Linked DNA regions of Homo sapiens: regions 1, 2, 4 and 5 are each linked to region 3. A link is a contact called in ENCODE Hi-C or POLR2A ChIA-PET data. All regions are on one chromosome and are shown on one strand. Each heading gives the region's core, a stretch centred on a gene start or an enhancer-like site at or near the end of the contact. The rest is flanking DNA. Distances are from core to core; before and after follow the strand shown.

Region 1 (5,380 bases), core at 523-3,022, 940 kb before region 3:
AGGAGGAAGAAGCTATGGCTGGGCAGGAGTGAGGTATGCAGACTTTGAGCAGGGTCTTGAAGGATGCATAGGAGTTTATTTATTTTTCTGAGAGACAGGGTCTCGCTCTGTCACCCAGGCTGGAGTGCAGTGGTGTGATCATAGCTCATTTTAAGTTCAAACTCCCAGGCTCAAGTGATCCACCCACCTCAGCTTCCCAGGTAGCTAGAACTAAAAGTGCGCACCACCACATGCAGCTAATTTTTTTTGTAGAGATGGGGTTTTGCCATGTTGCCCAAGCTGGGTCTCGAAATCCTGGGCTCAAGTGATCCGCCTGCCTCTGGCTTCCCAAAGCACTAGGAATACAGGTGTGAGCCAACACATCCGGCCATGGATGCATAGGGGTTTACCAGAAGGGAAGGGTCACATAGGAAGTCAACTAGTGGAAAAAAGCGTAAGTGTTTAGGAACCTGGAATCTTTCCTGGAGGGAAAAGGGTAGGATTTGTAGGAAGGGAACGGGGGTAGAGGGAGGAGATAAAGCATGAAAGATACACCAGTAAGAGTGTGTCCTCTGGTGGATGCTGAGGTTAAGAAGAAAAAAGAGTGGGAGGACTTTGCCTAGAAAGGAGTTTGGGCTTTATCTAGGAGATACGGATCCCATGAAGGATCTTTACTAGAGGAGTATTATTGTCTAAAGTCTTGTTTTTCAAAGGCTAACACTGAGAGGAGAAGACTGGAAGAGGCTATTAACATTTATTCAGCAATTACTGTGTACCCGGTATTCTGCTCTGCATTTTGTATTATCACACCAACCTTTTCTAGCAGTGTTTTTCAAACTGCCAGTCATGATCAACAAGAAGGAGAATAAGATAGGATAGGATAAGCATAGAAACTATCAGTGCGTCACAAGTAGTAAGCATTGTTTTCGGAAACTTTATGACACTCTCATACAAATAGCAGTGTACTGGTCTGTATGCAAAATGTATTTCTCTTGATGGACTATGTTTTTTTTTGTTTGTTTTTTTTTTTTTTTTTTTTAAGCCATCGCGCTAAGGTGTAGGTGTGATTAACCTCGTTTTACTGATGAGGACATGAAGCTCAGGGAGTTTCGGTACCCTGCCTAAGTTAGTGGGATGTGTAGGTTTCAAACCCAGACTGGTCTGAAGCCAGAATGGATTCCCTCACTAAGCTAGGCAGCCTTCCCAAGTTCTCGGAAGAGACTTGGGAGCAAAGATAAACCTACCCGCCTAGTGCCTACCAAGTGCTTTACCTCATCTCAAGAAGGTAAGGGTAAGTGGGGCAGAGGCCAAGCAGTACTTCTCAAACTCAAGCGTGCAATTCTGTCCACGCGAGGCCCTTGCTAAAATGCAGATTCTAGGCACGCCCCGTGAAGTACCGAGTCGGATTAGGAGAGGCGGCCAGGGGAGCCTGCCTTTAGAAAGAGCTTCGGATGATTCAGATGCACACGTTTGGGACCGTGGGCTATGGGGGTCGCCGCAATAACCATGTGAGGATTAACGGGGGCTTAACCGATTGTGAAAATCCCCTTAGAAGTGTCGCGTAAACAACCCCAACTCCCACTATGGTGCCGGACCCCAGTGCCTCACTGTACAAAGTCGCCCCTCCCCAGGCGACAACGAGAGAGGGACTAAATAAAAGGTTGATGGCTTTCCACTCACCAGGCATGGGGTTGAGTGGCAGCCGGCTACTGCCGAAGAGCAGGTAAAAGCTCCTGCCACACCTGGGCGAGACTGGACTTAGGGCGCAATGTATATGCTATTTCTGGGGCATTTGTGGGCCTCACCCTAAGGACTTCTGATTGGCTTCAGGGCAGATCTATCATTCATCCTCTGGGTTAGAGGTGGGTGGAAGGTCAACCTCGACCAATACAAAAGCACTCTTCGGCTAAGCCCCTCCCCTTCCAGCTTCCTGTTGCTGTACATCAACCACCCAGCGGGCGGGACTTTGCCTCCCTCCAATTGGCTGATGCACATGTCACTCATTATTCAATTGGCTTTCGGTTGGTGCGCTCTACCGTCCATCAGTGACATTGCACAGACCTATTGGTCAAATCAACGTCGCTCTAGACGCCTCTGGTTGATTGGTTAATAGTGCTGTCGGTCCCCAATGTTCCAAGCGCTTATTGGTGAAGGCTGCCGTCGCTCGGGCGGTGGCGGGCTCCGGGATTGGCGGTTGCTTGGCGGGCGGTGTCAGGCTCTCGGTGGCGGCGGAGGCGGCGGAGGCCAGGGAGGAAGATGTCGTAATGAGCGGTGGGTCCCGGCCGCTGCCGGCGGGGTCTTCCCGGCCCCCAAGGGTCAGGAAGACGGGCAGAGGCCGCGGGGAGAGGGAGCCGAGGCCGGGGGTTCCCCCCTGGGGCTGGGTCTGGCGTCGGGGCCCGGCTTCAGGAGGGGCGGGGGAGGGAGGATTCCCGCCCGGAGGAGGAGCGGGGCTGGCCAGCCGGGCGGAGGCACCCGGAAGGGGGCGTTCGACTCCCCGCCCCCTCGGAGCCCGCCGGGCGGGAGGGCGGCGCTTCCGGGGGCCGGCGAGAGGAGCGGGCACCGGGGTGGCCTGGCACCCCTCGGACGGGTGCCGACCCACTTCAACGCCGCTCTCCCGCCTGGGCGAACTATGCCTGGGTCGGCTCTGAGGAGGCAGCCAACAGCCCTTGTGTTCGCCCCGTGTCTGAGAGGCCTTCCTGCACTCTTAACTGTAGATGCCCACCAGCGATTCAGGGCTCCCCGGAGAACAGAGAGGGGCGAGGGAACGCTTGAGACCCGGACGCTGCCAACCAGATGGGCACTGCTCGGCATCGACGACAGCCCGGTTACTGATATATCCCCAGTCGGGCGATGGTGTCAGGACACGAGAGCACTCCCTGGGCAGATGACCTCTCACCGGGGAGTGGGCAAAAACCTTCCTTTAATGTTTTTACTTGGATCCTTGATCTTCCAGCTAGATATCTGCAAGCTCTTAGCAGAATTGTGAGAAGTTTGAGAACTTCTTGCCAGAGCTCCCAGCCTGTTACTTGACGCCCCGTAGGGGAGACTACTGCAGTCCCAAAGCTCAGGCGCAAACAATCTTAAGGAATTACAGAAGAAATAAAACAAAATAGATACTCGCTCTCTTCCTGTACCCACCTCCATCCCCATTGCTGACTTACGGTTTTCAGCCTCTTATCCATGCTTCTTATGTTTCCTTGCCAGCGGCTTTCTAATTTTAGTTCAGAAGGAACTATGTTTTCTCCTCTGGGCAACTGAGAAACCTGTCCTCACTGCATTCCTTGGTTTTGATTGCAATATCCTGTCATGTTTGTTTCTTAATTAACTTCATCCAAGGGGACTCAGTCTGGCCTTTCTCAGTGCATTCTCCCAAAGTTCTTTCTTCTTCTGAGGTTACTTCTTGTTCACTTATTGTTTCCTAGAGAAAGGTATGAGCCAGTAGATCTGCTTTAAACAATGAATTGGCCCAAGTTTCCCGTTTACAGATTTCATTACAGATGGACACTGTTTCAAGGTGCACTGGCATGCACTGTCTAAAACGGTTTCATGCTGTACCCCAGAAGGCATTCAGTTTCACAGTGGAGGGCTGTATTGAGTTGGTATTCTGGATGATACAATTTTTAGGGCTAGAAAGTTTAGAGTGTTGGCTGGCTCACAGGCTGCAAAGGAAATAATGGTGGAGTCCAGACCACAGCAGTAATTTCAATTACTAACACAAAGAAACCCATTGTCTGCAATAATGAATATAACTGCAGTGTCTTGTTTTGTTTTAAATTCTTGTGTGCGATGAAGGGGGCGAATCTATCAGACAACCTATCAATTGGGCTGATGATGTCAGTGTTCCAGTGGCTTCTAACAGGCGTTAATACCTGTTGGAAATGGATTATCATTGGCTGGGACGATTGGTAAGTTTTCTAATTCTAGTTCTTCCTCTTGGTTGTACAGAGGCTTAACCTCTTTGGTTAAAAGCAACTACAAGAAAAAAAGCGAGTCTGACATAATTATGAACCCCCCTGAGCTAGGCTGCTGAAGCCAGAAACTCTTTGCCAAGGAGACCCAAGTAGAGTTTGTTAATAATCGGATCCTCACCTGACTGCCCAACGGGGAGAACTGGCTCCGGGAGAAAGAGTTTGGCATCACTCTGGACAGCAGATAGACTGGCCACTTTTTTCTCTCAGATTCTATTAAAGTTTGGGCCTCTGGAGAGGCCTGTCAGAGAGGAGAAAAGAAATTATAAGATTTGGGCAAATGTCTGGGGTAAAGAAGCTTTATGGCATTTCAGCAAGTAGAGTGGTTGGTTCATTTGGATATTTTGGCCTTGAACTTCTTATTTCTTCTGGTGGTTAATACCAGCTTTTTGGAGAAGTTGAACAGTCCTTTGCTATAGGTCTGTGGCAGATCCCAAGTACTGTCAGCAAGTATAGTATTGCCCAACCAGGGCCCTTATGAAGACATTTTAAACTTGTTGCAGCCAACCAGTAGACCTTAGTATTGGCTTGGTTTCAGCCATCTTCTAAACCTTGCCCACTCATTTCTGTGATAGATATGTATAACATGTTTTTTTTCTAATACTTATTTTTTCACACACACCCCCCTTTTCTGTATACACAAAAATTGGAAACCCTGCTTCCAAACACTGAAAAACTTAGGATATTTTGGATCAGGTGGACAATGGCTATGGAATGAAAGATGCAGAGAAACACTGCTTTAAAGAGTATGTAGAGAGTTACAGAGTTTAGGGATGCAGTAGCGTGAACACTTCTGAGTTTACAAGATTTAACCTCATGGCCCCATCTTAAATCTTGCGGGCTGCAAACCTGGAGTAAAATCTGTTCAGGGAAGCTCATATGCTTTCTTACAAGTTCATTGGGTGATATGTCTGGAGTTTTCCCTTTTTGCAACTGACTTGGATTTGTCGGAATTTCTTCCCAGCACCTACAGGCTGAACTAAACCAGTATCCAGTACATTTCTGGGCTGATAAATGGACATCATTTTGGAATGCATTTGTTGCTTTTTTGCTTGTTTTTGCCTTGCTTTTGTTTTGGATATGCGTGCAACTCCTTGTATGACGTTGTCTAGACCTGTTGTAGGAGGAAAAAAAGTTCTTTCTCTTTATTTCTTCCCTTGTAGAGCCAACACTTAGATCTTTATGTTTCTGAAATGTAGTTGAGTGTCTTTTTAAAGATGCTCTTCCTCAATTATCAGCAGATCTTTTTTTGGCTAGCAGCATTCTCTTAGGAGACCTTGGGGTGGAGGAGGTCTCACTTTTCTGTCAGCAATCTATTGGAGCAAGGTGGAAAGATGAGTGAAGAGGGTAAAAATATGTGACATTTCTTTTTTTAAAATAATAGAGGCATAGTCTCTCTATGTCAGGCTGGTCTCAAAACTCCTGGCCTCAAG
Region 2 (5,180 bases), core at 2,676-5,175, 890 kb before region 3:
TGCAGACCGTTTTTTTTTTTTTTCTTTTGAGACTGAGTCTTGCTCTGTTGCCAATGCTGGAGTGCAGTGGCACGATCTCAGCTCACTGCAACCTCCGCCTCCCGGGTTCAAGCCATTCTCGTGCCTCAGCCTCCCAAGTAGCTGAGATTACAGGTGCCCGCCACCATGCCTGGCTAATTTTTGTATTTTTAGTACAGACAGGGTTTCACCATGTTGGCCAGGCTGGTCTCAAACTCCTGACCTCAAGTGATCCACCCACCTCGGCCTCCCAAAGTGCTGGGATTATAGGCATAAGCCACCACACCCGGCCATGCAGACTTTTTTGTTTCATCTTGAGAAACCAGTGTGCCTCTCTGTACAATAAAAATGTTACTATGTATTTTCTATTCATTTAAGACTTTCTCAAGAGAAGACTGAAACAGTAAAATAATTCCTTTCTCCCACTCAGAAAGTCCCTGCTCGTGGTTGCGTCAGTAGCAAAAGTAGCTAGCAGGCTTGTTTCCCTTCTGGTTGTGCACTGAGGGGCTGCTTTGTGACCCAGAAACCAAATCCAACTAAGCAGAAAAACATAACCCAAGTCTACTTATTATCCTCAAGACAAAGGGAAAAATACAAAAGGGCAATCAACTGCACACTTCTTTGCTAATCGCCAAGGGAAGGAGACGCTGTCAGAATCTAGCACTTTTTCTCCCCATCTGGTCTTTAAAAAGCAGGAACTAGACACTGGTTCACAGGCTAAAAAATATCACAGGATAAAATATCAGAATCATTGTGTCTAAAAGCCTGACCCTGGGCACCTGCATGATGACTCTGCAGCAAGGAGCACCTATCCCTGCCTGCTTGTTCAGCTTGTTTTCTCATCACCTTTGCTCCAGCAGTATTACATGTCTCCAGGTTCCCCCAAGTGCACCATGCCTTTACTCACAATGTTCCCTCTTGCTGGGACGCCTGTTCCATTGTCCATCTAGCGAAAACTTACTCATTAAGACATCAAATGTCCACTCCCTTTACAAAGCCTTTCCTGACTGTTTGATCCTCTTCTTTTTGCTCCTCTTTACTGTACAGAAACACCCGTTAAAATATCTCAGGAGGCTGAGGCAAGAGAATCTCTTGAACCCAGGAGGCGGAGGTTGCAGTGAGCCAACATTGTGCCACTGCACTCCAGACTGGGTGAAAGGGTGAGACTCTGTCTCAAAAAAAAAAAAAAAAAAAAATCTGCAACAACTCTTAAGCTCACAAATCTGCCTCCCCCTATAGACTACAAGCCCGGGTTGTCATCTTCATCTCAATATTCTCAGACCTGGTTCAGTGCCCGGTCCAAAGGAAGTATTTAACAAATGTCTACTGAATTAATACATAAATATGTATCTACTTCCACTATACTGAGCTGTTGGCTTTTAAGTACATAGATGATCTTAGTCTTGGTGTCCTAGAATCCAGGTCCAGGGTAGCAGCAGCCCAGGAGTGCTGAGTGTGAAGAAAAACCCCATGGCCAGGCACGGTGGCTCACGTCTGTAATCCCAGCACTTTGGGAGGCCGAAGTGGGTGGATCACTTGAGGTCAGGAGTTCCATACCAGCCTGGCCAACATGGCGAAACCCCATCTCTACTAAAATTACAAAAAATTAGCCAGGTGTGGTGGCACACGCCTGTAATCCCAGCTACTTGGGAGACTGAGGCAGGAGAATGGCTTGAACCCAGGAGGCAGAGGTTGCAGTGAGCCAAGATTGCGCCACTGCACTCCAGCCTGAGTGACAGAGGGAGACTCTGTCTCAAAAAAAAAAAAAAAAAAAACCCATGAACCAAACCCATCTGAGTTGAAGTGCACTCACTACTGCTTACACAGGTTCAACTGCAGGGGCTTAGGAGGGCAGGAGTACAGCAATGTTCTTATACAGAAAGACAACTTCGGCCAGGTGCGGTGGCTCACGCTTGTAATGCCAGCATTTGGGAGGCTGAGGCAGGCGGATCACAAGGTCAGGAGATCGAGACCATCCTGGTTAACGTGGTGAAACCCCATCTCTACTAAAAATACAAAAAATTAGCTGGGCGTGGTGGCGGGCGCCTGTAGTCCTAGCCACTTGGGAGGCTGAGGCAGGAGAATGGCGTGAACCCGGGAGGCAGAGCTTTCAGTGAGACGAGATTGCGCCACTGCACTCCAGCCTGGGCGACAGAGCAAGACTCCATCTCAAAAAAAAAAAAAAAAAAAAAAAAAAAGAAAGACAACTTCAACAGGAAAGTAAATCTACTCAACTTTCTCTCAATTATGCTGATGGAGGAAAATGATGGCAGCACAAAAAAATCCAACCAGTGGAGAATCCATAGACCAATATCATTAAGCCTTGAGACATGTATTATTTCTTTGCAGCAAAATTGTCTTCCAGATTCTATCTGGCTCAAGCTATGTACACATAAAGGATGACAGGTATCTAATGTAGGGCTTCATGAAGCTCAGCTGTAATGCAGACACCTGGCCAGGCCAGGAAGTTCCCCTTACCTGGCACAGTCCTGGGTGCCTGCCTAGATGGCTCTTGCAGTTCCCCTTCCTGATGCTGGTGGAAAGCAGGGCTACAGAGAGGTCTCGACCCAAGGCCGCCCCAGCCAGCTCAGAATTGGACTGGGCATGAGTGGGTTTCCCATTTTTCAGCCTTGCATCCACAGCCTGGAAAGGCTATGCACAGCCACCTGCTCAGTGTACTCTCAGTTGGCAATTGCTTGCATTGACCTAGGGGCTAGACTCCTACTACCTAGCATGGGCAAAATGTGGAAAAAGGGAAGCTTGACAAAGATTGGGGAGACCCTGGAGAAATGGGACATTGGCAGCCTTGCTATCTACCAGGACACTGGCTCCTATGAACTCCAGTGCACCATGGCAGGGGAAACCATGAGCAAAGGGAGTAAAATGCTCTGACCCTTGCTTAAATAAATGAGGCTGGAGGGAAGGGGTTTAAAACTAGAAGAGGTGGCGGGCGCGGTGGCTCACGCCTATAATCCCGGCACTTTGGGAGGCCAAGGCGGGTAGATCACTTGAGATCAGGAGTTTGAGACTAGCCTGGCCAACATGGTGAAACACCGTCTCTACTAAAAATACAAAACTTAGCCGGGCGTGGTGGCGGGCGCCTGTAATCCCAGCTACCCGGGAGGCTGAGGCAGAGAATTGCTTGAACCCGGGAGGTGGAGGTTGCAGTGAGCCGAGATCGCGCCACTGCACTCCAACCTGAGCGACAGAGCTAGTCTCCGTCTCAAACAAAACAAAACAAAACCAAAACTAGAAGAGGAAAACCACTCTGGTCTGGGATACCTTGGTCCCAAATTTCCTTCTTCCCCCTTCCCATTCAGCCATCTTCCTTCTCACCTCACCGTCTCTTCCTCACCCCACTGCACCTCCCCACTCGGGGCATGGTCCACAAGTCATTTCAACCTCTCCCACTCTCATGCCCTAATTTCTCCCCACAACCAGATTACCCTTTTCTCTATGTGTCCCCATCACCTTGCCTCAGAGTCTGGCCCCTAATTCCATTTTCCATTTTTCTTTTCCCATTCCACTAGTCTCCCTTCCCAGGGGGTACTTCCTGCCCTAAGCTCACCTACAGGCACCTACTATGGGCCAGCCACTTAATACTGACTACTCCCCTCAAGCCCCCGGGACACATCCTCCGCCCCGCCTGAGCTGCAAGAGATCCTCCTATACCTTTAACCAACCTCCACGTGCGTGTTAACCGCGGTGACAGCATTTCCTTGTCTCTCTGCTCCCGCCCCCAAAGGCGCTACCCATTGGCCGCTGGGTTCCTCTGTTCTCGCTCTAATTGGCCTCGTTACCGAAAAGCTCCAACCAATGACCTCTCCGTGTCTGTCTCCCTCCTCCGATCCTGGAAACTCATTGGCTCCGAGGACTTAGGACCTGTTAGCTTGGTTGGGCGACTGGCAAATCCTTCCTTCCCCGGGGTAGAAGTCCAGGGTGAGAAATTGGTTCCGAACTCAAAGGAACCCAGTGCCGGGCCACAGCCGGGTCACGTGGCCGGCGGCCCCCCATGACGTGCTGGCTGCGGGGCGTCACGGCGACGTTCGGGCGACCTGCCGAGTGGCCAGGCTACCTCAGTCACCTGTGTGGTCGCAGTGCTGCCATGGACCTGGGACCCATGCGCAAGAGTTACCGCGGGGACCGAGAGGTGCCGCCGCTAGGGCCAGGCCTCCTGCAGGGGCGGGGGAAAAGGGGTCCCCGGAGTCATCTACAGCGGGGAGGGGAGTAGTAGGAGCCCCTCGGGGCTTCTGGGGCCACCCGGTGGGGCAAGGAGGTTTGAGGATCACCCCCCGTGGGAAAAGGGGGCTTCAAAGACATCCCACCAGGGGAGGAGTTCCGGGGAAACGCAAATGAAGATGGGTTCAAAAGGCAGCCTTTCGTAATGGGTAAGAGCTCGAACTTTGGAGCCTGCCTGGGTTGGAATGTTTAATGTATCTGGGCCTCAGTTTCCTCATCTGGGAAGTGATAGTATCTGCCTCACGGGGATGTTATGGTCTAAGATGTTTGTAAAGTGCTTAGAACCCTGCTACTCGACAGGTAGCAAGGTCAAATAACTTGCTCAGTCCCACAGCTAGTGATGAATGAATCGGGGTTTCATGTGATGGATGTCAGGACTGTGCTGGGCCTCCCTCAAGGGCGGGGGAAGAGGGGTCCTCGGAGTCATCTACTGGGGGGAGGGGAGTAGGAGGAAACAGCCCCTCAGGGCTTCTGGGGCCACCCCCTGGGGCAAGGAGATTTGGGGGTCACCCAAACCTCCTTGTGCCAGGTGGGCATGGTCATGGGCCCCTCTTTAGGTGGGTACAGTGACAAACAGCTTACAAACTGTTTGACAAAAAAGTAAGTGGAATATGGGGGAAGGGGACTAGCTCGGGGAGGAGGGGAGGAGAAAGCTCTTAGCTTACTGCCTTCAGTACTTTCTGCTGACCACTGGGAAGTTCTTTTCCTTTTCGCTCCTCAGGAGGGGAACCAAGAGAACCTTTTAGGAATTGGGGTCCAGGGCCCTGGTTGCCAAATCTGGTTGCATGTGGGCATTTCTAGAAACGCTTGTTTAAAATGCAGTTTTTCCAGCCTGGGCAACATAGTGAGACCCTGTCTCTACAAAAAATTAAAATTAGTCGAGCATGTTGGAGCGTGCCTGTAATTCCAGCTACTTGGGAGGA
Region 3 (5,045 bases), core at 2,426-4,925:
TTGGGAGGCTGAGGCAGGAGAATTGCTTGAACCCAGGAGGCAGAGGATGCAGTGAGCTGAGATCATGCCACTGCACTCCAGCCTGGGCAACAGAGGGAGACTCCGTGAAAGAAAAAGAGACAGAGAGAGGGAGAGAGAGAGAAAAATCAGACTAACTGTTTTATTTTGTGCTATTGAATTTAGGTGCTGAAAATATCAACAAAATAACCTGTTGATAAAACAAAGTCTAGTTTATCCTTACTGCAGTGAGAAGAGCACTACTTTGACAGAATTGTGGAGGCTCAAAGTAGGGAGCACATAGTGGTATATACTGAGTCTTTGAAATTTGGTTTAAGTGTAGGCTCTTTCAATGCGGGTTGGGGGTTGATTAGGATGGGGTAAGGATCATGATACAATCATTTAGGACTGGTAGACACAACAGAGTATTTTGAGGCCAGCGGTTGTATAAACACCCAACGAGTTCTTGTCCACTGCTCAGAGAGAGCCAATTTATCAAGACAGGGGAATTGTAATAGGGAAAGAGTTTAATACCCATAGAGCCAGCTAAATGAGAGAGCAGAATTTTATTATTATTCAAATCAGTCTTTCTGAAAATTTGGAGGCTGGGTTTTTTAAAGATAGTTTGGCAGGCAGGGGGCTAGGGAATGGATGCTGCTAATTGGTTGGGGATGCAATCACAGGGGTATGGAAAATATTTCTTGTGTGCTAAGTCTGTTTCTGGGTGGGGAGTCACAGGACCAGTTAAGAGTCCTGGGTTCTGGTGGAGCCATCTGATTGTCAGAAATGCCAAAGTCTGAAAGGATCTATCAAGAGGCCAATCTTAGGTTCTACAATAGTGATGTTATTTATGGGAGTAATTGGGAAAGTTGTAAATCTTGTGACCTCCAGAATAATGGCTGGTAATCATTTAACTATGCCAACACGTTAGCAGAATTCAGGCCCCTCTCATAATTCTAAATCTGTGGCCTTTTATTAGTTTTATAAAGGCAAGTTTGGTTTTTTTTTATTTTTTTCTTTCTGAGACAAGGTCTCGCTCTGTTGCCAAGGCTCGAGTGCAGTGTGCAATCACTGCTCATTGCAAACTCAAACTCCTGGGCTCAAGTGATCCTCCTGCCTCATCCTCCTGAGTGGATGGGACTACAGGCTGGAGTGCAAAGGTGCAATCTCGGTTCACTGCAACCTCCGCAATCTTGGTTCACTGCAACCTCTGCCTCCTGGGTTCAAGCGATTCTCTTGCCTCACCCTCCCAAGTAGCTGGGATTATAGGCGCCTGCCACCATGCCCAGCTAACTTTTGCATTTTTAGTAGAGATTGGGTTTCACCATGTTGGCCAGGCTGGTCTCAAACTCCTGACCTCATGATCCGCCCGCCTCGGCCTCCCAAAGTGCTGGGATTACAGGCGTGAGCCGCCATGCCCGGCCAGCCTTCATTTTTAATTTACTGAAATAGTTATCATGTTAATGTAGACAATAAGCTGTGTGGGTGCAGATGGTTTTCATTCTCAGTGCTTTTAGAAAATCTAATAAGTAAAATTAAGGGAAATGTATCCAGGATACTGAGGGCACTTGTCCCTGCAGACCGAGTTTAAAATGGAAGATATTATTTTGGTAACTCAGAAGGTGATTTGAACTTTAGACGGATGACCCACTTCCTGGCTTACTCATCATTTCCCACCATCCGTTCATCTCAGTTGAATGCCACCAGTCTTGTGAGGAAGCAGATTAGGAATGCTCATTCCCGCTGGGTGTGGTGGCTCATGCCTGTAATCCCAGCACTTTGGAAGGCTGAGGCTGGTGGATCACAAGGTCAGGAATTCAAGACCAGCCTGGCCAATATGGTGAAACCCCGTCTTTACTGAAAATACAAAAATTAGCCGGGCGTGGTGGCGGGCGCCTGTAGTCCCAGCTACTCAGGAGGCTGAGGCAGGAGAATCATTTGAACCCGGGAGGTGGAGGTTGCAGTGAGCCCAGATCATGCCACTGCACTCCAGCCTAGGCGACAGGGCAAGACTCTGTCTCGACAAAAAAAAAAAAAAAAAAAGGAATGCTCATTCCCCTGCCTGAGATGGCACAGAAAAATTTCTTTCCACATTTAAACAGTGGAAGAAGGGGCACTTCCAAATTTAATCTTTCATAGACAGCATATACAGCATTTAACATCTTCTGGATGTTAAAGAAAAAAATATTCTGAAACTTGTTAAAATGGCAAGGAAGAATTTATTCAGGACCAAAGGGGAGATTATGCTGCACTCTGAATACAATAATGACAAGTGGGATTTATAGCCAACAAGCAGAGTGAGGGGTCACTGCATGGAAAATTACTAAAAGGAGATTCTTGTTAAACCAACTTAACAGGACTCTTGTTGAAGGCAGGCCAGGGTTATTAGATATTAAGGATGGGGGATTTTCTTTAAATTGACTTAGCAGAATTCTTTTCTTACTGAGTTTATTCTTTTTTTTTTTTTTTTTTTTTTTTTTTGAGACAGGGTCTCGCTCTGTCTCCCAGACTGGAGTGCAGTGGTGTGATCATGGCTTATGGCAGCCTCCACCTCCCAGGCTCAAGTGATCCTACCACCTCAGCCTCCTGAGTAGCTGGGACTACAGGGGCCCACCGCCACACCCGGCTAATTTTTTTATTTTTTGTGGAGACAGGGTCTCCCTATCTTGTCCAGGATGATCTGAAATTTCTGGGCTCAAGAGATCTCCCACCTCGGCCACCCAAAATGTTGGGATTACAGGCGTGAGCTACTGTGCCTGGCCATGAGTTTATTCTCTTTTTTCTTTTTGAGACGGAGTTCAAGGCCAGCCTGGCCAACATGGTGAAACCCCGTCTCTACTAAAAATACAAAAAAATGAGCCGGGCATGGTGGCGGGTGCCTGTAATCCCAGCTACTGGGGAGGCTGAGGCACGAGAATAGCTTGAACTCAGGAGGCAGAGGTTGCACTGAGCCGAGATCGCCCCGCTGCACACCAGCCTGGGCAACAGAGTGAGACCTTGTCTCAAAAAAAATAAAGACTCTTCGTGAAGTAGTGTTAAGTGGACCCAGGAGAAAAATGAAGATGACCTCTTAATGGCCCTTCAAATGTATAAAGCTTTCTCATTCAGGGAAGAAAGACATAAAGATGTAGCCCAGGCGCGATGACTCAGGTCTGTAATCCCAACACTTTGGGAGGCCGAGGCAGCTGGACCTCTTGAGCCCAGGAGTTCAAGACCAGCCTAGGCAACATGGCAAAACCCCATCTCTACTAAAAATACAAAAATTAGCCTGGCGTGGTGGCGGGCGCCGTATGGGCACCGTGGTTGTCCCAGCTACTCAGGAGGCTGAAGTGGGAGGATCACCTGAGCCCGGGAGGTCGGGGCTGCAGTAAGCCGTGTTCGCACCATGGCACTCTAGCCTGGACGACAGAAAAAGAAAAAAGAAATAAAGGTATAAAAGAAAAAAAAGAAAAGTAAACAGCTTCTTCCAGGGGATGAAGTAGGTTTATTTCGGTGAGATTGCTGCTCAGGACTTAGGAGAGCCATCAAAGGCAGAAGACCGCTCCTGGGGCCCGGTCACCTGAACACTACAAGTCCCAGCAAGCGCCGCGCGGGGGCGGGGCTTGCTGACCGTTGTGACGTGTGGGCGGGGCAGGCGGGACGGGCTCTCCCTTGGGTGCTTAGCCCCGCCCCCGTCCCACTCTGCCCTGTTGCTGTCGCGCCGCTGCTGGTTGCTGTCCCTGGTGAGTGCCTCAAGTGGAAAGGGGCAGTTAGGCCCTCGGGGTGCCCACATTCAGACTTGCAGTCCTGAGAAGGGGCCACGGGGGTAGAGGTGTGGCAAGTTTCGGTTCTCACCGCAGTTCACCCTCTGGGGTGATAGTGGGAGTGGTGTTCTGAAGGCCCTGGAGCCCCTCCCGCGGCCCGGGAGGGTTGCGGGGCAGTTTTGTCTTGCGGAGGGCAGCGCTGCAGTGCTGTGTGGCAGGGTGGGAGGCTCCTCGGGAAGAAGTGACACCCCTGGCGGCGGCGAGGGTCTTGAGGCGGCGGCTGCCGCCCCACGGGTCGTGGCGTCCCGTCCCCTCCCGCGGGCCCAGGCTGTGGTGGTTCCGTAATCCCTCGCCTGGATGTCATCGCCGTTGGCTTCGAGGCGGAGGTGGAGCCTTGTTGCGTCACCCTGAGCAAGTTACTTTCTTTTTGGGCCTCAGTGTCCCCCTTTACGAGTAGGTTTGATCCCTGAAGCGCCTTGCCTTTTGCATGCTGCAGCTGTCGGAGAAGACGTTCTAGGCAGGAGGAAAGACGGTGTCGTGACCTGCCTCTACAGTTAATCCATTGCCCCTCCACCACTGACCCAGCTTAGTTTGGGAGCTAATGTTCCCACTCGTATATTATTTCAACCCCACTGGACGTGTTAACTCTTTTCTATCACTTGGATTCTTGCTTCACATGCAAGCCAACAAGTGACCATGGTTGGAGCTGAGTAAAATATGGATAATATAACTTATTCTATTATTGGAAACACCATTGCAAGTAAAGGACTTTATGTGGTAGGTCTTTGTAGCTTGTGGAGAATACATGATTAAGGAATATCCAGATGGCTCAGTTTCCCAGGTATTTTCAAGGGACCTGGAAACTCTATCCTTTGGCAGACATGACAGCTGTGGAATGGAAAGGGCCTTGAAAAAGGTAGTCGATAATCCTGAGTTACCTGGCACTAACAGGTCATATTGTCTTTCGAGTCAGATAGTACATCTGTGGCTCTTTAAAAATTTAATTTGGCTGACTAGGCGCGGTGGCTCACGCCTGTAATCTCAGCACTTTGGGAGGCCCAGGCGGGCAGAATCACCTGAGGTCAGGAGTTCAAGACCAGCTTGGCAAACATAGCAAAACGCTGTCTTTACTAAAAATACAAAAATTAGTGGAGCGTGGTGGCGGGCGCCTGTAATCCCAGCTACTTGGGAGGCTGAGGCAGGAGAATCGCTTGGACCCAGACAGCGGAGGGTGCGGTGAGCCGAGATGGCGCCACTGCACTCCAGCCTGGGCAACAGAGTGAGACTCCGTCTCAAAAAACAAAC
Region 4 (5,628 bases), core at 3,112-5,611, 720 kb before region 3:
ATGGAAGCCTTGTTCTTTCGCGTTCTTTCGCTCTTCACAACAAATCTTGCTGCTGCTCACTCTTTGGGTCCCTGCCAGCTTTAAGAGCTGTTTTTAACACCATGAAGGTCCGCGGCTTCATTGTTTAAGTCAGGGAGACCACAAACCCACCGGAAGGAATCAACTCCGGACACAAAGAGAGCAATTCTTCCTGAAACATTTGGGCTGGGTTTCTAGGAAGAAGCAAGTGAGAAGCAAGCATCTCCTCACTTCCTCCTGTAGTGTACTGTTTTTGACTGATGATGATGAGAAAATTAGTTGTAATGATAATTAGCTACTATTAATGAGTGCTTTTTTTGTTTTTTTTCCCTGAGGTGGAGTCTTGCACTGTCGCCCAGGCTGGAGTGCAATGGCAAGATCACGGCTCACTGCAACCTCCGCCTCCCGGGTTCATGCACTTCTCCTGCCTCAGCCTCCCAAGTAACTGGGATTACAAGTGCATGCCACCATGCACAGCTAATTTTTTTGTATTTTAGTAGAGACGGGGGTTTCACCATGTTGCCCAGGCTGGTCTTGAACTCCTGAGTTCAGGCATCCACCCGCCCAAAGTGCTAAGATTACAGGCGTGAGCCACCACTTCTGGTTTATTTTTTATTTTATTTTATTTATTTATTATTATTATTATTTTTTGAGACGGAGTCTAACTCTGTCACCCAGGCTGGAGTGCAGTGGCATGATCCGGTTCACTGCAACCTCCACCTCCCAGGTTCAAGCAATTATCCAGCCTTGGTCTCCCGAGTAGCTGGGATTACAGGTGCCCACCACCATGCCCAGCTAATTTTTTTGTTTCCCGAGACTGAGTCTTGCTCTGTCACCCAGGCTGGAGGGCAGTGGTGAGATCTCGGCTCACTGCAACCTCCACCTCCCGGGTTCAAGCAATTATCCAGCCTCAGTCTCCTGAGTAGTTGGGTTTACAGTCGCCCGCCACCGTGCCTGGCTAATTTTTGTAATTTTAGTAGAGGGAGGTTTCACCATGTTGGCCAGACTGGTCTTGAACTCCTGACCTCAAGTGGTCCCACTGCCTCCGCCTACCAAAGTGCTGGGATTACAGGTGTGAGCCACCGCACCCAGCCTTAATTTTTGTATTTTTAGTAGAGACGGGTTTTCACTGTGTTTTCAGGCTGGTCTTGAACTCCTAACCTTGTGATCCCCCCGTTGCAGCCTCCCAAAGTGCTGGCGTTACAAGTGTGAGCCACCACACCCGGCCTATTTTTTTTTTTTTTTTTTTTTGAGACAGGATGTTACTCTCTCTCCTAGGCTGAAGTGCAGTAGTGCAATCACGGTTCACTGTAGTCTCAACTTCCCAGGCCCAAGTCATCTTTCCCCCTCAGCCTCCTGAGTAGCTTTGAGCCACACCTTACTCAGCTAATTTTTTCTATTTTGTAGAGCCAGAGTCTTGTCACATTGTCCAGGTTGGTCTGGAACGCCTGGGCTCAAGCAGGCCTTGACCTGTCTCGGCCTCCCAAAGTGCTGGGATTACAGATGTGAGCCACCATGCCTGGCCATAAATTCTTGATTGATTTAATCTCATTTCTATCTAACACCCAAACCATATTTCTGTCTACATAAAATGCTGCCATCCCTAATTCCTTGTATTGAGCTGAATTCTGCTCCCCATGGAGATGCCACCTATTTTCCCTAATTCTGGCATCTGTAGCCACACAGTAAGCCTTATCTTTCTTTCATATGTTTCTTCTAATATTGAAGTTCAGCCATCATGTTCCCTGAGGTCTCTATTTAAATGTCATCATTTTCCTAAACTGTACATTACAGGGCAACAGTTTCAGATGTATCATATTTATTGTGTTAGTAAATTCTGGCTCTTATATGTGTGTTTCAAGGTGGAGAGGGCCATCACTGCCTTTGTCCTGTATACCATTCTTTTTTTTTTTTTTTTTTTTTTTTGAGACGGAGTCTCACTTTGTCACTAGGCTGGAGTGCAGTGGCATGATCTTGGCTCACTGAAGCCTCTGCCTCCCGGGTTTAAGTGATTCTCCTGCCTCAGTCTCCCGACTAGCTGGAATTACAATCACACACCACCAGATGGTCTCAATCTCTTGAGAGTTCAAGACCAGGCTGGGCAATATAGTGAGACCTCATCTATACAAATAATAATAAAAAATTAGTCGGGCATGGTGGCACACACCTGTGGTCCCAGCTACTTAGGAGGCTTGGGTGGCAGGATCACTTGAGCCCAGGAGGTTGAGGCTGTCTTAATATTAAGACATGTGAGGCTAGGCACGGTGGCTCATGCCTGTAATCCCAGCACTTTGGGAAGCCAAGGCGGGTGGATCATGAGGTCAGGAGTTCAAGACCAGCCTGACCAATATGGTGAAACCCCATCTCTACTAAAAATACAAAAATTAGCTGGGCATGGTGGCGCGTGCCTGTAATCCCAGCTAGTCAGTAGGCAGTTTCTTGAGACTTTCCTGATGAGATCAGTGATGAATTTAATAAATGTGATTTTTTTTTACATTGAATAAATGCATCAACATTGGCTGATCTGCATAACTCTGTACCAGTATTTTCTAAATGGCTTGACTCCCTATCACACTTAACCTTTAAGAAATGACTCCATCTCCAAGGTGGTGTGTACTTAAAAATAAATAAATAAACACTTCCAGTCTCGGCAACATAGGGAGACTCTATGTTGTATAAAATTTTAAAAACTTAAAAAATTATCTGTATAAAAATTTTAAAAATTAACCGAGTATGGTGGCACACGCCTGCGGTCCCAGCAGCTCCAAGGGCTGAGGAGGGAGGATGGCTTGAGCCCTGGAGGTTGAGGCTGCAGTGAGCTGTGATCCTGCCACTGCACTCCAGCCTGGGCAACAGAGCAGGACCCTGTCTCAAAAAAGCAAAGAAAAGTTACCATTTGTTGAATTTGGGTAGTATCAAAGAAGAGTATTCAGAATTGTTTGAGAAGGCTAAAAATACTCTTCCTTTTCTCAACTACATAGCTATATAAGGCTGAATTTTCTTAATGTACCAAAACAACAGAGCACAACAGAGAAAGGGGAAGCACATAGGAGAACCCAGCTATCTTCCTTTTTATTTATTTATTTTTTACAATGGAGTCTCCCAGGCTGGAGTGTAATGGCGCGATCTTGTCTCACTGCAACCTCCGATTCCTGGGTTCAAGCAATCCCCCTGTGTCAGTCTCCTGAATAGCTGGGATTACAGGTGCCCATGACCACGCCCAGCTAATTTTTGTAGTTTTAGTGGAGACGGGGTTTCACCATGTTGGCCAGGCTGGTCTCGAACTCCTGACCTCAGGTAATCCACCCGCCTCCGCCTCCCAAAGTGGTGGAAGTACAGGCGTGAGGCACTGTGCCCGGCCCCTTTCTTTTCTTTCCTCTCTTTTCTTCCTTTTAGCTCTCTCTCTTTTTTTCAGACAGGGTCTTGCTCTGCAGTGATCAGGGCTCACTGCAGCCTCGAACCCCTGGGTTCAAGCCATCCTCCTGTCTCAGCCTCCCGAGTAGCTGGGACTACAGGCGCGTGTCACCATGCCCGGCTAATTTTTAAAATATTTTGCAGAGGCGAGGGTCTCCCTAAGTTGGTAGGGCGTGTCTCAAGCCTGGCCTCAAGCGATCCTCCCGCCTCGGCCTCCCTAATAGTATTGGGATTACAGGCGTGAGCCACCGCGCTAGGCTTGCTGAAATTATCTTTAAATAAGTTGTTAAAAGACCACCAACACATTGAACGGCTTTCTCTTGCTCCCTAGCTGCATGATATTGCTTCGAGTTTGTTTCGGTGTGAGCAATCTGAGTCGCCGGACCCTCTCGAGTCTGACTTTCACTCTGACAATCGGTCCGTGGCTTTACGAATCTGAATCGGAGTCCCCTTGATAGCTCCGCTGGGGAACAGCAAACTACGAGGTTCAAATGGTGGCTCTCGGGACTTAGTGAGGATCCAGGGATGTGGGCTTCCTAAAGCCCCGAACCTCCCACACTGCAGACTATCCCTCGCATAGCGAGAACAAGAGTAACAACCCCCTTACACCCCTCTGCTCCCGGGACCCACTGGCTGCCCGTCGCTGACGCCCCCTGGCCGCTGATTGGCTTCCCCTGACAGTGGGCGGAACGCGGCCCCGGATTGGATATCCATTCGCCGTCCCTCACCCGGCACCTGCGTGCACTCTCCGGCGTCCCAAGTGAGTGGAGGGGGGATCCCGACTCCAGTCCGGGGCCTTGGCCAGCGGAGCCGCGCTATTCGGAAGCGGGAATCCCACTCAGAGCCCGGGCCTGTAGGGGCGGGGCGTCCCGGGCACCCGGGATTGGGGCGTCTCCCGTCGTGCACCGGGGCACCGGCGACTCACCCGGAAGGAGAAGCCGTGATCTGGCTATATGGTGGGGCGCGGGCGGTGTCGCTGTGGGGAGCTGGTGCTGTTCTCAGGTGAGAGGGCGTGGGCGGGGCCTGGGGAGTGGGTGCTGCTCTCCTGTGAGGGGGCGTGGGCTTGAGCGTCAGTAGTGGCACTCGGGATGGTGGCATCGCTTTACATCCTAGGGAGGGACTCTCTTACCACCCGGGATTAAGGCAAGGGCTTGCTCGGGATCCAAGAAAGGAAACCCGGCTTTTCAGTTTACCTTCAAAGTGTATCTTTCACTTCCTACCCCCCAAGCTTAATCGGAAAGAAAGAAGGACCATGTGGACCTTTCGGTCCTAGTTTGTTGAGAATGGAGAAAGAGTGGCCGTAGTAAAAGACTCTGGGGACATTTACTTAAATGGCTAAGACTGGGGGCAATGGCGAGTATTTTACGTGGACACGGGAGACTTGGCGGTAGATTGTGGTCGCCTTTGTTACTTACCTTCCAAGTGAAAGGCGTACGATTAGAGATGGACAAAAAGATGGAGCATAACTGCTTGGTTGAGATCACACAGAGCTTGGTCAGAACTGGGAGCTTCCTCTGTTTAGTACCTGTGATATTTATAATTGGAGCGAGAGCTTTTTGAATTGCTTTCTGCCATCTGGCACTAAAGGCTCAAGATTGAGTAAGAAGGGACGGTAGTCTCAGTAGTTCCATCTACTTTTATCACCTGATTTGTTTCTTAACCTGTCTCTTGAAGTTGTTTAAATGGGAGAGAAAATAAATGGTGAGACTAAAGCCTTGCATTGTTACTATATTAGAAAGCTTTACGATGAATCTACTTTGTAAACAGCAAACAATCGGGTACTCACCAGAGCTACTGGTGCTGGTACAGGTGAAGAAAGTAAAGGAAACTTCAGATGTGGTTGAAAGGGCCCAGAAAATGTAGTTAACACTAAGTTATGTAACTAGCTATGGTCACTGACTCTAGCCTTATTTGGATGAAGTACAGATCCATCTCCCAGATCAGAGAACTAAAGTTAGGAACTTCCTGCTGCTTCTCCAGAGGCAGAACTGAGCTTTTTCTTTTGAGGAGTGGTATCTGTGGGGAGGAATCTAATGGAGAAGAGTGGTTGCTAGAAATTACTACTTGGTGTCTAGGTTTTTGTATTTGTTCCAGTGTTTATTTGTTTGTTTTTTGAGACAGGGTCTTGCTCTGTCGCCCAGGCTGGAGTGCAGTGGTGTGATCTTGGCTCATTGCAGACTCCGCCTCCTGGGTTCC
Region 5 (5,553 bases), core at 426-2,925, 540 kb before region 3:
CAAGCTTCTTCAGAAAGTCACTGAATTTTGGGCATGGGGAGATATGGTAAGTTATACTGCAGGTCTTGACCATTTCATGCTGCTGCTTTAAAGGCAGAATTACTCTTATGCTGTTGAATTTATCATACACAATTACTGATACTGCAACTCATAAGGAAGTTAAGCAAAGTTTCAGAACAAATAAATGAGGTAACAATTTTTCAAATCTAAAGGATTTTGAAGAGGATTGTCACTGCAAACTATAAACTACTGTAAGATTCTTGGTCTAGAACAATCTCTTGTGGATTATTTAGACAATTTTTAAAAAAGCACACTGGGGCAAGTTCATTTTTCTAACTTGAAAATATACGTCGTAAAACTTAATTAAAGGCTCAAACTTAAGAAAGACACATTCATAAAAAATCTACATTTGAGTTAGATTGTGAAATCTATGTAGTTTTCAATATAATATATTAATATCTGTAATCCTTAAGCTGTAATTTTTACAAATATGTTTTCCAAGAGCTGCATAAATTAACTTCTTTATGTATTGTATATGTTATAAATAACTAGAAGGAATTACGTACTTTTATATTCAATAAATAAATACATTTAAAGCTCAGATACTTTCACTAAAATAGATCCACAAAGAAGCTTGGAATGTTCTTCTGTGGTCTTCAGAACTATGTGTGGTGAGCAATTATCAGGAATAATACATGTGTCTGTTTTTGAATTCAGTAAGCCTTCTAAACATTATTTTAAAACTACTCCACAGAGATGATAAAAGGTGTATTAATCACCTAAATGCCTATAAATTGAGATTTAAGGTCAGAGATATTCCCTTAGTTTACTTAAGATATTCCTTGGATATCCCTTAGATATTTCCCTAGTTGTCCCACACGGGCTTGCTTGATCACACATCATATCCTGGTACATACGAGGTTCTGAGTTAGCACTGTGGAATTGGTGTACAAGGCTTACAAGTCAGCTTTTAAAACGTAATAATGATAGCATCTATAATACTATTCTAGTGATTCTATGCTTTTCTTTTTGTTAAAATCATCCCTTATTTTAGGAATAAGCTAAGTAAAGAGGGAACATGGAGTCAGACTGAAATCTACTTCAGGGCTCACCTTTGTCGGATGAACAGTGAACGCTCTGACATTGACATTCACAGCAGCATTGCTGCCGGGTATTGCTATAATTTGCTCTCTATGATTGTTCCTTTAAACAAAAAGCTCTGCGCTCAGCATGCAAAGAAGTTAGAAGTGCGGGAAGGAGGGGGAACCACACATATAAGAGGAGAGAGAGGAAAAAACTGCAGATCAATCATTTATAATTAACAAAAATCCGATTGGTGCTTTAAATAGAGATCAATGTGTTCCAGGCTGCCTGGATTGTGGGGATGTATTCACCTTCTGGTAACTCTCCAAGCAAGCTGTCACACCTACAGAATCACCATTTGTTTTCTTAACAAAGCTTCAGGGGGCGCCAGGCTCTCATTGAAATTTCATTAATCTAATGGAGTAAAGTCCTATAGAAAAAAATCAAATTCTCGTTGGACGAGATGCTACCTGGGAAAGATAACCTCTGTTTGAACTCTCAGACTCGGATCTCTCTGCTATTAGTCTGAGGAAACAGACAGCAACAACGCTGATTACAGCCACCGGCCTCAACAATTTTTTTTTCTAACTAGCAATTTCGAGTGCAAGTGCCACAGTGTCAGCTAAAGAAACACAACTGCGGGTTTTCTGCAGAGCAAAATGGTTCTGAAATGTCACTGAATAGCTCACAAAGGACGCCAATCTACGACAACAGAGACATAAGCATATAGGAGAAAGGGTCCACACATCCTCCTTTCAAAGGTATGTTGTTTACATGCATGTAATTTGTGAAACCCACAGCTATTCAATTCAGGGTTTTCGCAGAAGTCTAAACCAAAATCTGTGTAGAAAGCAATTATCAAGATTCCTCCAAAAGTCACAGAAATTTGGGTGTGGGGAAATTATGACATGTTATACACATAAATAGATGCCCTACATAGTACATGACCTATATAGTATAGTCTTCAAGTTCCCAAGACATCAATTATGGCTGTTACGTGGTGATGATACTTCAGCATCACCTCCATGTGATTTGACTCACAAGTTTTCAAAAGTGGCCTAAATCTGGACATGTCAATATATAGTAGCAACAGTTACTTTGAGAGGAAAATATGGAATGTTGATTCCTTAAAGTTCTTTCCAGGAATGTCCCCATGGCTCATCTGACACATGGTAAGGGTATATGATGGTACACCTATGTGACAAAAAGAGCCAGCATGACAAAGGCTGCATCTATGCCAAAGTAAAATAGCTTTTGGTACTGCTTATTTTTTCCCAACTTAAATGGCTATTTGTAAAAATTTAAATGACTAACAGACCAGTAGTTTTAGGCACAAAAGTCTAAAACAGAGAATGAAACAACCTGTAGAAAGCCCTCTGCTAGACTCTTATATGATCACTATGTTTTGCACGAAGCAACTGGGCAAAGGAAGTTGACTTCAATCGGGCAAGATCACAGTCAAGTTCAGCACTGCTTTCTGATTCCATAGACGTCTAAATCTGGAAGTGACAGTGCAAACCTTACTTGTGTTAAGGAAGAAGACTTATTGTACTTTAAACTAAAAAGAGAAACTAGTAATTTGAACATAAACTACAACTTGTATTTCCTTTCTTTTTAAAGCAGGGACCTAAAAATTGTAGCATATGATAAGGAGAAAAAAGTCATACTTTGAAAAAAGAAAAGGAAGGTCATGACATCCTAGGCAAGCAATTGAAAGGATTCAAAAAATTCTGAGTCCATCTTTAAAGATACTTTTTTTCTTTTACAATAAGCTTGCCGTTTTTCACCTAGGTCACAGAAAGCTTGCTGCAGATCAGGAAATGTCTTCAGTTTCCAAAGCCTCTCATAGCAGTGAGTCACTTCCTCTTTTTTTTTTTTTTCCATTTTCGCTGTTTATGGGTAAACATTGCTCTATTTGGATATATTTAATATTTTTGTGTCTGGCACAAATTTATCCATAAGGATCTAGCTTCTTTTCATACGTAATTCCTTTAATTTCCTGTCTGAGATCCACCTGTAGAATTATACTTCCGGTCTCCATCTACATCCTGTTTAAAGATATCACCGAGAGTGATATACCAATTTTTTAAAATTCTAAGCATTAGGAAAATGAGTACATAACACATTTATGTGTCTATGTGTATATACTATTTATGTAAACATATAATATATGCAAAACATATATGCATATACACATACGATATATGCAAATCTGTATATAGAAAAACTTAGTTTACTCAAGATTATTAAAATTGATCCTGGGAACAAAACAATACACCTTTTCTAGGCATTTATCCCTACTATAGAGACAGAGAAAGAAAGATTGTGAGAGGGAGACACACACATTCAGATGAGCCTTCAGGGAATTGTATGAACTTTTGAACCAGAGATGGAGAGCCAGAGCCCAGCCTGTTCCCACTTTAATAAACATTTTTTTCTTCAATTAATTAAGGTTTGGAAAGAAAAAAAAACCACAGAAGAGAAGTAATTTAGCATGCAATGCATACTTTACAGATGGATCCTACCTTCGGATGCTTATTAAATCTATGCATGACTGCGCTGGAGAAAATTAATTGCATTGTTTCTCACTATTGGAAAATAGGTTGCAAACAGCTCAAAAATAAAAAGGAAAATGAAGCAAGGTGGTTGTTGTTGTTTAAAAAAACAGCTATAGTATAAAAGAAATACTTTCAAAGTCCTAAAACAAGTAATACCCACGACTGGCATAAGAGCATAGATTTCTTTAAAATTGTTTTGATGTTTCAAAATACCATATATGCTGCCAGAATACATGTATCTACTTTAAGTTTGCAAATATTCTGGTCTAACTAAAATTTCCTACTCAGTAGCATTTGAACTATTCAGTTAAGTGGTAAGTTTTTGTTCAAATCCTGCTGTGAGGAAAGATTTACGTGAGCAGCTGGGAGTAGACACTGGCACACATTCACTGCATCATGGTTGGCTGGTATTCTCTCCATTCCAGTCTTGGGAAAAAGTGATAACTTCCTCATTTTTTCAGAGAAAAATAGAAAATATTATTATAAAATATTCAGAATACAGGTAATCATTTGCATTTTATCATCTTTAATTAGGAAAAAAAAAAGCACTACAGCTTCAGAAACTGAAGCCATTTTTCCTTTTCTGAAGGCCTGCTGGTGGAAGTTGAACTGTAACCTCTCTTAGACTGTCCTGAAAATGACCTTTATCAAACTTGAAAGGAGCATTCTCTGTCTAAGGAGTTAGACATTAATTTTCCTAACTCACATATTTCTAGATTTAAAAAAAATCCTTGTGTTACTTCCTTATAGACACTCCTTTTGGTAGGCCTTACCCTGTTGTTGACTGACTAAAAACATTTCACTTAAGAACTTCTAAACTTACTTGATTCCATGACCTAAATAGATGGTGGTTTTATTTTACTCTTTCACCTACTCTAAGTCTATAAATCAGTCTCTCTAATCCCTGGTTAACATGGTTATTTTAAACTATTTATCATGACACAAATTTTGCTAAAAGTAACAAACTAAGTACATATAAATAAATGAATCAGTCCTGTGTACAACAAGTTTTGTAGATACGGGTAAATATATACATTTACTAACATTGAGATTTATTTATATAGTGCCTTTCACCAGCAGATCTTGAAGAACAATATAAATGACCTTATAACCTTATAAATAGTTACAGCTATTATCATTCTTAGTTAGGAATGGGGCAAAACAAGATCATAGATAGTACAAAACTTCTAAAACAAGTGTTCACTTTTATTCCCTTGCTTTAACTTTTAAATCAGACCTACCACCCTTTTAGGGTATTAACCAATTAAAAGTAGAGTCTCATCAATGATTAAAAATATATATGGTTCAGTTCAGGCACGATTCAAAAGAAAAAAAGCCATGCTGCCATGAGAAACTAAAGTCAAAACCAAGCCAATGCCTTGAGCTGCTAGAGTTTTTGTAAATGTGACATAAAAATGTGTGGTTCTTATTTTATTGGTTATTAAAAAGAACAAAAGGGCCTATAAGGGAATGGACCTATGTAACTTTACCATTTCAAAGAACCATTGAAGGTATAAAAACAGGGCTGGCTTCAGAAATTTTGGCAGTCGCAGTCTTACTTAAGCCAAACCACTCTGATAGGTATAAAATGCCTGAATAATATAAGCGGGAAAAGGTCCAAGAAGGGAGATTTCTTAGTTTAAGGCACCTGAACCTGTTTCCTGTTTTCAGAAAGATCTCTTCTGTTTGCTGCACTCCAACCTTGAGCAGCCACTCCCACAGGGCTGACTGCAGCCTATACCTGCACATTTGACCTGCCTCTTGATTCCAGACTCTTTCCAGATGTTCCAGCGTTTATCTTTTAAAAGTTTCCCTTGCAGTTGACACCATCTTCCCCACCTTAAATATTTATTGGAAATGACAGTTCTGTATGTCATCCTTAGCTATTGGTCATCTAAAGTTTCCGGACTTC

The links. Hi-C counts contacts between places; a loop is a spot of excess contacts on that map. ChIA-PET counts read pairs that join two places held with the same protein, here RNA polymerase II (POLR2A). Pooled maps may share reads with other maps.
Region 1: a loop to region 3 is called in a pooled map, with 6 times the contacts of the local background. The contact joins the promoter of SP2-DT here to the promoter of CALCOCO2 in region 3. A Hi-C loop is called at or near these places in 8 of 50 pooled maps. POLR2A ChIA-PET finds 5 or more read pairs at or near these places in 2 of 52 experiments (SK-N-SH and endothelial cell of umbilical vein).
Region 2: a loop to region 3 is called in a map of CD4-positive, alpha-beta memory T cell, with 10 times the contacts of the local background. The contact joins the promoter of PNPO here to the promoter of CALCOCO2 in region 3. A Hi-C loop is called at or near these places in 1 of 168 maps with a recorded cell type or tissue (CD4-positive, alpha-beta memory T cell) and 8 of 50 pooled maps. POLR2A ChIA-PET finds 5 or more read pairs at or near these places in 2 of 52 experiments (Caco-2 and naive thymus-derived CD8-positive, alpha-beta T cell).
Region 4: a loop to region 3 is called in a map of naive thymus-derived CD4-positive, alpha-beta T cell, with 3 times the contacts of the local background. The contact joins the promoter of SNX11 here to the promoter of CALCOCO2 in region 3. A Hi-C loop is called at or near these places in 2 of 168 maps with a recorded cell type or tissue (naive thymus-derived CD4-positive, alpha-beta T cell and posterior cingulate gyrus), 9 of 37 single-sample maps with no recorded cell type and 17 of 50 pooled maps.
Region 5: a map with no recorded cell type shows a loop between it and region 3 (5-fold over the local background). The contact joins the promoter of SKAP1-AS2 here to the promoter of CALCOCO2 in region 3. A Hi-C loop is called at or near these places in 1 of 37 single-sample maps with no recorded cell type and 5 of 50 pooled maps. POLR2A ChIA-PET finds 5 or more read pairs at or near these places in 1 of 52 experiments (activated CD4-positive, alpha-beta T cell).

Annotation. Positions count from the first base shown.
Region 1 is chr17:47,894,044-47,899,423 of GRCh38, forward strand. It overlaps SP2-DT (SP2 divergent transcript), which reads right to left and starts at 1,773. Exons shown (of 3, transcript NR_135480.1): 1 at 1,660-1,773. SP2 (Sp2 transcription factor) reads left to right here and starts at 2,193. Exons shown (of 7, transcript NM_003110.6): 1 at 2,193-2,250. The coding sequence starts at 2,244. SP2-AS1 (SP2 antisense RNA 1) reads right to left here. Exons shown (of 3, transcript NR_103857.1): 3 at 4,343-5,260. RefSeq lists silencers at 420-714, 2,263-2,692.
Region 2 is chr17:47,937,646-47,942,825 of GRCh38, forward strand. It overlaps PNPO (pyridoxamine 5'-phosphate oxidase), which reads left to right and starts at 3,926. Exons shown (of 7, transcript NM_018129.4): 1 at 3,926-4,168. The coding sequence starts at 4,031. SP2-AS1 (SP2 antisense RNA 1) reads right to left here and starts at 3,759. Exons shown (of 3, transcript NR_103857.1): 1 at 3,702-3,759. RefSeq lists an enhancer at 3,678-3,972.
Region 3 is chr17:48,827,360-48,832,404 of GRCh38, forward strand. CALCOCO2 (calcium binding and coiled-coil domain 2) reads left to right here and starts at 3,676. Exons shown (of 13, transcript NM_005831.5): 1 at 3,676-3,719. RefSeq lists an enhancer at 3,680-4,561 and a silencer at 3,932-4,091.
Region 4 is chr17:48,103,405-48,109,032 of GRCh38, forward strand. It overlaps SNX11 (sorting nexin 11), which reads left to right and starts at 4,362. Exons shown (of 7, transcript NM_013323.3): 1 at 4,362-4,434. RefSeq lists a silencer at 4,368-4,527.
Region 5 is chr17:48,292,672-48,298,224 of GRCh38, forward strand. It overlaps SKAP1-AS2 (SKAP1 antisense RNA 2), which reads left to right and starts at 1,676. Exons shown (of 2, transcript NR_131240.1): 1 at 1,676-1,844. All of the region lies in intron 4 of SKAP1 (src kinase associated phosphoprotein 1), which reads right to left.